Linked DNA regions of Homo sapiens: region 2 is linked to region 1. A link is a contact called in ENCODE Hi-C or POLR2A ChIA-PET data. All regions are on one chromosome and are shown on one strand. The core of a region is the stretch at or near the end of the contact, and the rest is flanking DNA. Distances in the headings are between cores, read along the strand shown. Region 1 has its middle 70 kb from the start of LINC02341. Region 2 holds the start of LINC00428 (long intergenic non-protein coding RNA 428).

Region 1 (6,279 bases), core at 2,646-5,145:
TTTGTATAAGTTCCTGCAAAAGGTATATTGGTGTTTTGTGTGCATGTGCTTTTGACTTATGTAAAATGTATTTTGTGAATATCTCACCTATTTCTTACTTTATCCAGGTTTATACCTTTAAAATCTCTTCTTAATGCTATGATCCATTTAATGTTATTCTTGCATTTATCAACATACTCCTATGAGATCATGATGGGTTTATAAAAACATTGTTGGATTTAGTTAGCTAATGTTTTATTTAAGGATTATGCATCTACATCCAACAGTGAAATAGGCCTATATTATTTTATAGTTGTAAAACATAGTCTATACTATGTTCTACATACTCATCCTTTGGTCTTTATGGTGACTTCCTTTATGGCTTAATAAATAGTCTATTTTCATTGTCTTTGATGTTCCCATATTTCACTGTAATCTATCTAGGTGTGGGGTTCTCATTATCTTGCTAGGGGTCTTTTAATATGTTTTTGCATCTGTAATTGCATCTGTTAATCTCCATTATTTAATCTCCATTATTTCTCCAAATATTTCTTCTTTTCTTTTTTTTGTATTTTTCTTTCTGGGACTCCTATTAGATGAATAATAGATATTTCCACTAATTCTATCTGTGTCCTTAGCTTTGGCTTTTCTTCTCAATTTCCTATCTCTTGACCCTTTCCTGCAAACTTCTAGGAGAGTCCCTCAATCTGATATTCTTTCCTTTTCTTTCTTTGTTTTTCTTCTTTTTTTTTTTTTTTTTTTTTTTTTTTGAGACAGAGTTTTACTCGGTCACTTAGGTTGGAGAGCACTAGTATGAACATGACTCACTGCAGGCTCACCCTCCTGGGCTCAAGCGATCCTCCCAACTCAGCCTCTCCAGTTGCTGAGACCACAAGCTCACACCCGCACACCTAATTTTTTAACATTTTTGTAGAGACAAGTTCTCACTATGTTGCCCAGGATGGTCTCTAACTCCTGAGCTCAAGCGATCCTGCCACCTTGGCCTCCCAAAATGTTAGGATTACAGGCATAAGCCACCATGCCTGGCCTCAATCTGATATTCTAACTCACAAGCTTACTTTCAGCTGTATTCTTCTGAGTATTAATCACTTCACCACACTATTTATTTCTAAATTTCTCATACATATTTCCATTTTGTTCCTTTTTGCTTCTCAACTTGTTTCATATCACTAATATTGTCCCTTATCCCTCTGGGTATATTAATCATGCTCTAATGTTCAGTGACTGTTTTGAATGCTAAAGCTGTCCAATTTATTGTTTTTAAGGTAGTTATTATCTGGAAGCTCATTTTCCCTAGGAGTATTAGTTCCTGTTTTCTGGAAATGTGTTTTGGGGAAGAACCAAAAGCTAGACCCTGGTCTGTGTCACTGCAGGTGATTTTAAGGAAGAGGGGGATGAGCCCCAAGGTGGGGAGCCCCAGGCACCATGAAGCATTGTTGGCTACTCCCAGCAGCTGCATCCTCACCAAGGAACTACTCCAGCCAGAGTGGTTCATTTAAGTCCTAGAGAGGCACAAAGCTGGAAGGCCACAGTACCCCTCGTCCTAAGAGCCAGAAGAAGGCTGCAAGTCAGCAGATCCATCTGTACCTGTTTCCTCCATTCCTCAGTTCAGCATGACTTTTGTACCATTCTGAAGTTGCCCCAGAGCACTGGTACCAGGTGTGCCACTGTACAGCATCCTATTGCTGCTGTAACAAATTAACCACAAACTTTGTGGCTTAAAACATTTATTCTCTTACGGGTCTGGAGGTCAGAAATCCAAAATCAGTCTCACTGGGCTCAAGCCAAGGTGTTGGCAGGGCCAGTTCCTTCTGGAGGCTCCAGAGGAGAATCCATTTGCTTGCCTTTTTCGGCTACTAGTGGCCACATATATTCTTTGGCTTGTGGCCTCTTCCTCCATATTCATCACTCCCACCTAGGCAGCTGTGGCCACATCACCTTCTCCTCTGACTCACTCTTCTTATAAGAACTGCTATGATTACCTCAGGCCCACTCAGATCATCCAAGATAATCTCCCCATCTCAAGATCCTTAGAAAGATGACGTTTTCAGGAAGTGAACATATCTGGGAGCCATTATTCAGCCTATCACAGCCACCCAGGCTCATGTAGGCTGAGGAAACTTCGAGTATACAGACATGTCAGATGCACCTACTATGTGCAGAGTATTGGGCTGCGGGAGAGGAGTGGATGTTAGGAAGTACAAACGCAGCCTGTGAATATAAATGAGACTGTAGCTTCACCTATAAAGAGATGTATAGTACAGAAGCTGTACAAACGACAGACATGGAGATGAAGAGGATGTGGGGTGGATATAAAATTAACCAGATTCACAGTTGTCATGTTCCAACTCTACCCTGCAGCATGGCTGTGCCGAGAGGACCTTCCATTGCTGGAGCATAGGCGCTCTCTTGGGCTTGATATGGGGGTGTTCCTCTTGAACCATCAGTCTCCCTTCTTAGGCAGGTTCTGTGCTAGGCACTTGGGACTCAGAACTGGGGGAGGTGGTGTAAAGATGGATAAATCCCAGCCTATCCTTAGAGAGTTCAGCCTAGTGGGAGAGTCAGACACACAATGAATGGTGCAGGATGACACCATGTGCTACAGCGGGGTACTCACCAAGACCAAGACACCTGACCCCCCACCAGGCCAATACCAGTGAGAGCTTCACCAGTCCCCAGGTGAGGACGGAGACAAGGGCAGCCCTAGCTCAGAGGACCACAACTGCAGAAGGGCTTGAAGGAGCATGAGACATCCTGGAAGCAGCCGGCACTTGGCAGCTTTAATGCCTCTCTCCTCCTGAGCTCTTAGGAACAGATGCCATCAAAGACCTCCCCTTCCCTCCCCCTCAAACCTTCCTTCTTTCTCTCCTTTCTTCTTTCCCATTTCCCCAGTGGAGGGATGAGGAAGGAGACCTCACAGGCCATTACAGTACCATGTTCCCCGCCTCAACTTAAGTCTTTACCTGGCCACAAACTGAATGACAAGGGCTTGGTGAGAGAGAGGGGAAAATCAGCTGCAGTGATGGCAGCCCTCCAGAGGCCTCCTGATCACTGTTTCATCTCCGGAAACTTTTATCTCACACTCTTACAGCACCTGCCTTCAAAGGCCTAAAAGCCTCACAGATACTCTCCCACCCCTTGAACGTAGGCAGGGCTCAGCTCTCAGATCTTCACTTCACAGATAAGAAAGGGAAGCCAGCAGGATCTCAGCACTCCTGTGCAGGTCTCTCGGAGAGCTGCAGAGTGCTCAGGCTCAGAAACACCCCTGACTCTGGACACTGGATCCTTGGGGAAGATAGAGCACACAAAGCCACAGCTCTGTCATTACAGGACAGACTCTGAAAATAATGATTCTCCAAATTGCCTTGGTCCATGACCTTTTTTACACCCTCATCCTGTTGCTAGAAGGGAAAAAAGACTAAAAAAGCACCATCTCCTTGAATCTTCCTCCATGGTATTTATTTCCACTGCCTCACAGAGGAGAATGCATTAAAATTACCACAGCAATGGAAAATGAGAAACGACTATTGTTTGATACAAATTGGACCAGATATCTTAGACCATTACTAATGTGTCTCCTTCATAAACACTGAGTCAGGAAATCCACAAAGACCAAACTGACATCATAGTTCCTTTCTGGCTAATAATGACTCCTTAACTAGACAGAAGTGAACAGCACCCAACTGTGGTGCTAAGCCTCTGTATGCATTTCTCCCTAGGAGGAAATTGGGAGACTGCCCACGTGGGCTCTGCCCACAGAGCCTCAGCCCTGCGATTGCTACTACATGTACTGCAGAAGGTTGGAGCAAACATCTGCTGCTCCCTGCACTGATCTTATGAGCAGTACTCACTGCAGAGGTTGTGCTGATGCTGAGAAGGCTGCCCTCAGTCTGTGCATGCATGTAGTGCATCAGACGACCAGGTTTCAGGGTCCACGTGGATTACCATAAACAATGCAGTCAAGTTAGAGCAGTGGCAGTAGGTTGGCTTTGATTCAAGCCCAGTTCAGAAGCACAGATAGAAAGGAGAGGCCTCTGGCAAATCAGTCTCCCAAGGTGGACTGACTGGTGGCATTCAGAAAGCCATCATCACCAAGTCATTATGGTAGTTGTATTCACAATTTCCGTGGCTTGCTTGAATGAATTATATTTGCTCCATGAGTAACACAGAATACACTGCCATGTTTTCACCCCAGATGTGTAATTAAATCATCCTATTCTCTCAGTCATCTACTTCCTATGCTTAAAAACAAAAAGGTGGTTGTACTTTATAAGATCAGCTTGGGGCTTTCCAAGGAGTCTATAATTTTAAAGCATTTAATCCTTACAAATTCGCAGTATCCAAGGAAATCCCTGAACCAGATAATGTGAGAATCTCTACGAACACCGATGCTCTTGGAAGCATATTTTCCAAATATAAAAGAACAAATTCAATGATGTTCAGGCTATCAGTCTTTAATAAATTTAAAAATAAAGGATTTGAATGAAAACTAATCCGTAATTTCTGTGAGGGCCCAGGAACCATTCCTAGCTTCTTCAATTCCCTTGCATCTCTTAACATACTTAACACAACAGGTGCAAAGTAAATGTTGCTGCTATGCATTAATTCATTCATTCAAAAATATTTTTTGAGTGCTTATTATAAGCCAGGCACTTTTAGGCACTAGATATATAACAGGGAGCAAAACAGACAAAAAAAATCCCCACCTTGTAGGTTTTATATTTTAAAACTTTCCAAGTCATCATCAGCAGGACAAAGATAAAAAGCAATAAAGTCACTGAGATTCCTGAATAGACTTTTCTCAAAAGAAGACATAAAGACATACAAATGGCCAATAGGTATATGAAAAAATGCTAAATATTACTAATCATAAGGCAAATGCAAATCAAAACCACAATGAGCTATCACCTTGCATCTGTTGGAATGGCTAGTATTCAAAAGACAAAAGATAACAGATGCTGGTGAGAATGTGGAGAAAAGAGAATCCTTAAACATTGTTGGTGGGAGTGTAAATGAGGACAGCCACTATGAAAAACAATGTGGAGATTCCTTAAGAAACTGAAAATAGAACTACCATATTATCCAGCAATCCCCTTTCTGGGTATATTTCCAAAGGAAATAAAATCATCATGTCAAAGAGTTATCTATACTCCCACGTTCACTGCAGCATTATTCACAATAGCCAAGACATGGAATCAACCTTCATCAATGAATAAATAGATAAAGAAAACATGCTATATACAAAAGTCTAAAAGCGTAGACCTTGAGTTCTGAAAGAAGCTTAGAAGCCTTGGGGAAGGGGGATATTTTTACTTTTCACTTTATTTCCTCCTATGTTGTTTGGGTATTTTTTTTCAATGAGCATATTTTACTATCGTAATAAAAAATATATTTTAAATGTATATACCTCAAAAAAAAGGAAATGTACTATATATACACAACAGAATACTATTCAGTTTTAAGAAAGAAGGAAATCCTGTCATTCACAATAATATGGCTGAACCTAGAGGACATTATGTTAAGTGAAATAAGCCTGGTACAGGAAGACAAATACTATGTGAGTGCACTTACATGTGAAATCTAAAAAGGTTGAACTCATAGAAGTAGAGAGTAGAATGCTAGTTACCAGAGACTGGAGAGGTTGGGGCTAGGGGTAGATGGTGGTCAAAGGATACAACATATAAGCAGACAGGAGGGATAAGTTCAACAGTCTGTTGTACAACATGGATACTATAGTTAACAACAATGTACTGCATTTTTGAAAATTGCTAAGAGTAGATTTTAAGTATTCTCATCACAAAATTAAGTATGTGAGATAATGATTATATTAATTACCTGGTTTGAGCCATTCCACAATGTATACATATTTCAAAACATCATGTTGTGGCCGGGCGCAGTGGCTCACACCTGTAATCTCAACACTTTGGGAGGGCAAGGTGGGCGGATCACCTGAGGTCAGGAGTTCAAGACCAGCCTGGCCAACATGGTGAAAACCCATCTTTACTAAAAATACAAAAAAATTAGCCAGACGTGGTGGCAGGTGCCTATAATAATAACAGCTACTTGGGAGGGTGAGGCAGGAGAATAGCTTGAAGCTGGAAGGCAGAGGTTGCAGTGAGCTGAGATTGCACCACTGCTCCCCAGCCTGGGCAATAAGAGCAAGACTCCGTCAAAAAAAAAAAAAATCTGTGTTCACAATAAATATATACAATTTTTATTTGTCAATTAAAAATAAATAATAATGGAGAAAATGTCACTGAGATCACAGACCCTGTGCCT
Region 2 (6,279 bases), core at 1,187-3,686, 520 kb before region 1:
AACACATTTGTCTCAAATACCATGTCATTCTATTTTTCTAAAGAATGTTTTCTTTTCCTTATATGGTCTTGCTATGTTAAAATTTTAAATAAAATTGTCCCAATATTTTCTTCAAATTTGCATTTAATGACTAATAAATTTGAAATGAACCTTCTCTGTAGACCATATCAGGATTGAGAATATACTCTTTTTAACGTACTTAATTTGTTTAGTTTCTTCATGCTTTGGTGGGGATACACTTTGGTGTCTTCTTGTTTTTAAGACTTGTTACTAATAATTCCAATTGTCTAAACATGTGGAAAGCTAAAGTTTTTTGAAACTCTATTCATTGAAAGTGCTGATCAAAGATTTCTAACTGATTTGGACAAATTCAGCCCAGATTTAGAGAGCTAATTTTTAAAAAGAATTCAACAAAAAGATACTTAGATTGATATACAAATTATTTCTTCAATGCTCAAATATTTCTAAAATTCTCCTTATGGCAGACAGCAAAGAGAGAAAAACACATGATACTGCCTTGTATTTAAAATCATATTTTTGCAAAAACTATAGTTTAGATATTTTAAGTGTATACATATATATCATATTTATAAATTCTTCGTGACTGCTACTATTTTGATTGGTAGATTATCACTACTTGTTTGAGTACAAGTATGAATCATGTTGCACATCTAATTCCCAGTACATTTCTGCTCCATAATTCTTTAGAAAAAACATGCTTTTACAATGACACTGTGCTATGCCAAAATTTGTACTTAATTATGACACAAAGATAACTTTAGTTTGAACTTTTAAAAACAATTTATGATAGCACTGATTCATTTAACTGGATTTACAATGACATCTCACTCTAGTAATATCAGATGTTTTTACCGTCAGCAAAATAAAATTCCAAATGTTTTACTTTGATACCATGAATTGGATGAAAATAAAAGGAATCATTGTTGAAAATAACTGTTTTCCAATATGAAGCATCTGACTCCATTTCTATAAAAGTGGCATCATTTAATTGTTTGAAACTTTTTTTTCTGCCATTGGATCCAGCACCTTACCATCTATCGCTTTGTAGGGGAGGAGACCAGCTTTTCCTCTCTCCATCTTAGGTTCATGGCTGAGGCCCCTATAACAAAAGACAGATGAACCAGAGAAAAGCTTACATGTTTATTTAACATGCATTTTACATGAAATGGGAGCTTTCATAAGGAAATAAATACCTGAAGAAACAGTTAAACCTGTGTATTTTTTAAACCTGTGTATTTTTATGCTGGGTTTGATGAAGAGAGGAGAGTCATAGAGAAATATAATAGGGTGAAAAGTATGACATGATGATTATAAACTGGGGAAACTCAGCAAGGCCAGTTTGTTCAGTTTCCCTTCTGTGACCTTTTGTTTTCAGGGATAAGGATGTTCCTTTCTTCCTGGCATAGAGAGGGCACATCTTACATGAGAGTCTATGACCTCTTTCAGGGGAAGGTCAGAAAATCTTTCCTAGGTTTTATGAACTGCATCAGGGAAGGAGGCTGGGGGAAAGTCAGAGACACTTTCCCGCTTCTGCTGTTTTCCTCAAATTTCTTCCGTTTAAAATATTCAATACGCCAAGGAACCATATTTTGGAGCAGCATGCCCTGAACCCCATCAGCTTCACTTTTTGTATGTGTACAACAGACACAGAGTGCAGATTTAGAGAGGCAGTCATTTGATCCAAATGAAAAGCCATGCTTCACAGGATACTTTCCTTGTCTGCACGTGTCAAGTCCTCATGTTCATGCACAGTATGTATCTCAAATGTACTCTCGAATGAGAGTAGATACTAATAGTTTAGCAGATTCGTGTTTTCTATTTTTCATGTGGTGAGTGATGTCATATAGCCCCCATGGTAAGTGTTGATAAACATTTTGGGATTTATAGGTTTGTCATTAACATTCTCATGAACAAAGTATTTGATTTTCCATTACACATTTCCTTTCACTTTTTGAGCCCATTAATGCCAAAACATTTTTTGCAAAGTTAAAACGTGTTACTGTCAGGCCTCTGAGCCCAAGCCAAGCCATCGCATCCCCCGTGACTTGCACGTATACGCCCAGATGGCCTGAAGTAACTGAAGAATCACAAAAGAAGTGAATATGCCTTGCCCCACCGTAACTGATGACATTCCACCACAAAAGAAGTGTAAATGGCTGGTCCTTGCCTTAACTGATGACATTACCTTGTGAAAGTCCTTTTCCTGGCTCATCCTGGCTCAAAAAGCACCCCCACTGAGCACCTTGCGACCCCCACTCCTACCCGCCAGAGAACAAACCCCCTTTGACTGTAATTTTCCTTTACCTACCCAAATCCTATAAAACGGCCCCACGCTTATTTCCCTTCGCTGACTCTCTTTTCGGACTCAGCCCACCTGCACCCAGGTGAAATAAACAGCTTTACTGCTCTCACACAAAGCCTGTTTGGTGGTCTCTTCACACGGACGCGCATGAAATTTGGTGCTGTGACTCGGATTGGGGGACCTCCCTTGGGAGATCAATCCCCTGTCCTCCTGTTCTTTGCTCCATGAGAAAGATCCACCTACGACCTCAGGTCCTCAGACCGACCAGCCCAAGAAACATCTCACCAATTTCAAATCCGGTAAGCGGCCTCTTTTTACTCTCTTCTCCAACCTCCCTCACTATCCCTCAACCTCTTTCTCCTTTCAATCGTGGCGCCACACTTCAATCTCTCCCTTCTCTTAATTTCAATTCCTTTCATTTTCTGGTAGAGACAAAAGAGACATGTTTTATCCGTGAACCCAAAACTCCGGCGCCGGTCACGGACTGGGAAGGCAGCCTTCCCTTGGTGTTTGATCATTGCAGGGACGCCTCTCTGAGTATACACTCACGTTTCAAGGGTGTCAGACCATGCAGGGACGCCTGCCTTGGTCCTTCACCCTTAGCGGCAAGTCCCGCTTTCCTGGGGCAGGGGCAAGTACCCCTCAACCCCTTCCCCTTCACCCTTAGCAGCAAGTGCTGCTTTCCTGGGGCAGGGGCAAGTACCCCTCAACCCCTTCTCCTTCACCCTTAGCGGCAAGTCCCGCTTTCCTAGGGGGCAAGAACCCCCCAATCGCTTATTTCCGCCGCACCCCAACCTCTTATCTCTGTGCCCCAATCACTTATTTCTGCACCCTGACCTCTTATCTCTGTGCCCCAATCCCTTATTTCCCTGCCCCAACCCCTTCTCTGCTTTCCTGGAGGGCAAGAACCCTCCGCCCCTTCTCCCTGTCTCTACTCTTTTCTCTGGGCTTGCCTCCTTCACTATGGGTAAGCTTCCACCTTCCATTCCTCCTTCTTCTCCCTTAGCCTGTGTTCTCAAAAACTTAAAACCTCTTCAACTCACATCTGACCTAAAACCTAAATGCCTTATTTTCTTCTGCAATGCTGCTTGACCCCAATACAAACTCGACAGTAGTTCCAAATAGCCAGAAAATGGCACTTTGAATTTTTCCATCCTGCAAAATTCAATAATTCTTGTCGTAAAATAGGCAAACAGTCTGAGGTGCCTGACGTCCAGGCATTCTTTTACACATCAGTCCCTTCCTAGTCTCTGTGACCAGTGCAACTCGTCCCAAATCTTCCTTCTTTCCCTCCCGCCTGTCCCCTCAGTACCAACCCCAAGTGTCGCTGAGTCTTTCTAATCTTCCTTTTCTGCAGACCCATCTGACCTCTCCCTTCCTCCCCAGGTTGTTCCTCGCCAGGCCGAGCTAGGTCCCAATTCTTCCTCAGCCTCTGCTCCTCCACCCTATAATCTTTTTATCGCCTCCCCTCCTCACACCTGGTCGGGCTTACAGTTTCGTTCCGTGACTAGCCCTCCCCCTCCTGCCCAGCAATTTACTCTTAAAAAGGTGGCTGGAGCTAAAGGCATAGTCAAGGTTAATGCTCCTTTTTCTTTATCCCAAATCAGAAGCGTTTAGGCTCTTTTTCATCAAATATAAAAATCCAGCCCAGTTCATGACTTGTTTGGCAGCAACCCCGAGACGCTTTACAGCCCTAGACCCTAAAAGGTCAAAAGGCCGTCTTATTCTCAAAATACATTTTATTACCCAATCTGCTCCAGACATTAAAACTCCAAAAATTAAATTCCGGCCCTCAAACCCCACAACAGGATTTAGTTAACCTCGCCTTCAAGGTGTACAATAATAGAAAAAAGTTGCAATTCCTTGCCTCCACTGTGAGACAAACCCCAGCCACATCTCCAGCACACAAGAACTTCCAAATGCCTGAACGGCAGCGGCCAGGCGTTCCTCCAGAACCTCCTCCCACAGGAGCTTGCTACATGTGCCGGGAATCTGGCCACTGGGCCAAGGAATGCCCGCAGCCTGGGATTCCTCCTAAGCCGTGTCCTATCTGTGTGGGACCCCACTGAAAATCGGACTGTTCTACTCACCTGGCAGCCACTCCCAGAGCCCCTGGAACTCTGGCCCAAGGCTCTCTGACTGACTCCTTCCCAGATCTTCTCGGCTTAGCGGCTGAAGACTGACACCGGCCGATCGCCTCGGAAGCCCCCTAGACCATCACGGATGCCGAGCTTCGGGTAACTCTAACAGTGGAAGGTAAGCCCGTCCCCTTCTTAATCAATACGGAGGCTACTCACTCCACATTACCCTCTTTTCAAGGCGTGTTTCCCTTGCCTCCATAACTGTTGTGGGTATTGACGGCCAGGCTTCTAAACCTCTTAAAACTCCCCAACTCTGGTGCCAACTTAGACAACACTCTTTTAAGCACTCCTTTTTAGTTATCCCCACCTGCCCAGTTCCCTTTTTAGGCTGAGACACTTTAACTAAATTATCTGCTTCCCTGACTATTCCTGGACTACAGCTGTATCTCATTGCAGCCCTTCTTCCCAATCCAAAGCCTCCTTTGCGTCCTCCTCTTGTATCCCCCCACCTTAACCCACAAGTATAAGATACCTCTACTCCCTCCTTGGCGACCGATCATGCACCCCTTACCATCTCATTAAAACCTAATTACCCTTACCCCACTCAACACCAATATCCCATCCCGCAGCACGCTTTAAAAAGATTAAAGCCTGTTATCACTCGCCTGCTACAGCATGGCCTTTTAAAGCCTATAAACTCTCCTTACAATTCCCCCATTTTACCTGTCCTAAAACCAGGCAAGCCTTACAAGTTAGTTCAGGATCTGCGCCTTATCAACCAAATTGTTTTGCCTATCCACCCCGTGGTGCCAAACCCATATACTCTCCTATCCTCGATACCTGCCTCTACAACCCATTATTCTGTTCTAGATCTCAAACATGCTTTCTTTACTATTCCTTTGCACCCTTCATCCCAGCCTTTCTTCGCTTTCACTTGGACTGACCCTGACACCCATCAGGCTCAGCAAATTACCTAGGCTGTACTGCCGCAAAGCTTCTCAGACAGCCCCCATTACTTCAATCAAGCCCAAATTTCTTCCTCATCTGTTACCTATCTCGGCATAATTCTCATAAAAACACGTGCTCTCCCTGCCAATCGTGTCCGACTGATCTCTCAAACCCAAGCACCTTCTACAAAACAACTCCTTTCCTTCCTAGGCATGGTTAGCGCGGTCAGAATTTTTACACAAGAGCCAGGACCACACCCTGTAGCCTTTCTGTCCAAACAACTTGACCTTACTGTTTTAGCCTAGCCCTCATGTCTGCGTGCAGCGGCTGCTGCTGCTTTAATACTTTTAGAGGCCCTCAAAATAAGTAGAGGCCTTTCCTACAGGGTCCGAGAAGGCCACCGCAGTCATTTCTTTCGTTCTGTCAGACATAATTCCTCAGTTTAGCCTTCCCACCTTAATACAGTCTGATAACAGATGAGCCTTTATTAGTCAAATCAGCCAAGCATTTTTTCAGGCTCTTAGTATTCAGTGAAACCTTTATATCCCTTATGGTCCTCCAAGAAAAGTAGAATGGACTAAAGGTCTTTTAAAAACACACCTCACCAAGCTCAGCCACCAACTTAAAAAGGACTGGACAATACTTTTACCACTTTCCCTTCTCAGAATTCAGGCCTGTCCTCGTAATGCTACAGGGTACAGCCCATTTAAGGTCCTGTATAGACACTCCTTTTTATTACGCCCCAGTCTCATTCCAGACACCAGACCAACTTAGACTGTGCCTCAAAAAAAACAAAAAAACTTGTCATCCCTACTATCTTCTGTCTACTCATACTCCTATTCACCGTTCTCAACTACTCATACATGCCCTGCTCTTGTTTACACTGCCAGTTTACACTGTTTTTCCAAGCCATCACAGCTGATATCT

Evidence for each region. Hi-C counts contacts between places; a loop is a spot of excess contacts on that map. ChIA-PET counts read pairs that join two places held with the same protein, here RNA polymerase II (POLR2A). Pooled maps may share reads with other maps.
Region 2: a pooled map shows a loop between it and region 1 (3-fold over the local background). The contact joins the promoter of LINC00428 here to the enhancer-like site in region 1. A Hi-C loop is called at or near these places in 6 of 50 pooled maps. POLR2A ChIA-PET finds 5 or more read pairs at or near these places in 3 of 52 experiments (WTC11, activated CD4-positive, alpha-beta T cell and activated T-cell).

Annotation. Positions count from the first base shown.
Region 1 is chr13:42,352,112-42,358,390 of GRCh38, reverse strand. No RefSeq gene overlaps it. Among named protein-coding and RNA genes, the nearest start is that of LINC02341, 70 kb to the left of the region's middle. RefSeq lists enhancers at 3,975-4,064, 4,105-4,194. Within about 2 kb of position 3,895, at least 4 of the 41 ENCODE cell types and tissues checked have a DNase peak (open chromatin) inside an H3K27ac peak, as active enhancers do.
Region 2 is chr13:42,868,901-42,875,179 of GRCh38, reverse strand. LINC00428 (long intergenic non-protein coding RNA 428) reads left to right here and starts at 2,436. Exons shown (of 5, transcript NR_126389.1): 1 at 2,436-2,622; 2 at 4,478-4,579. RefSeq lists enhancers at 1,741-2,529, 4,110-4,899.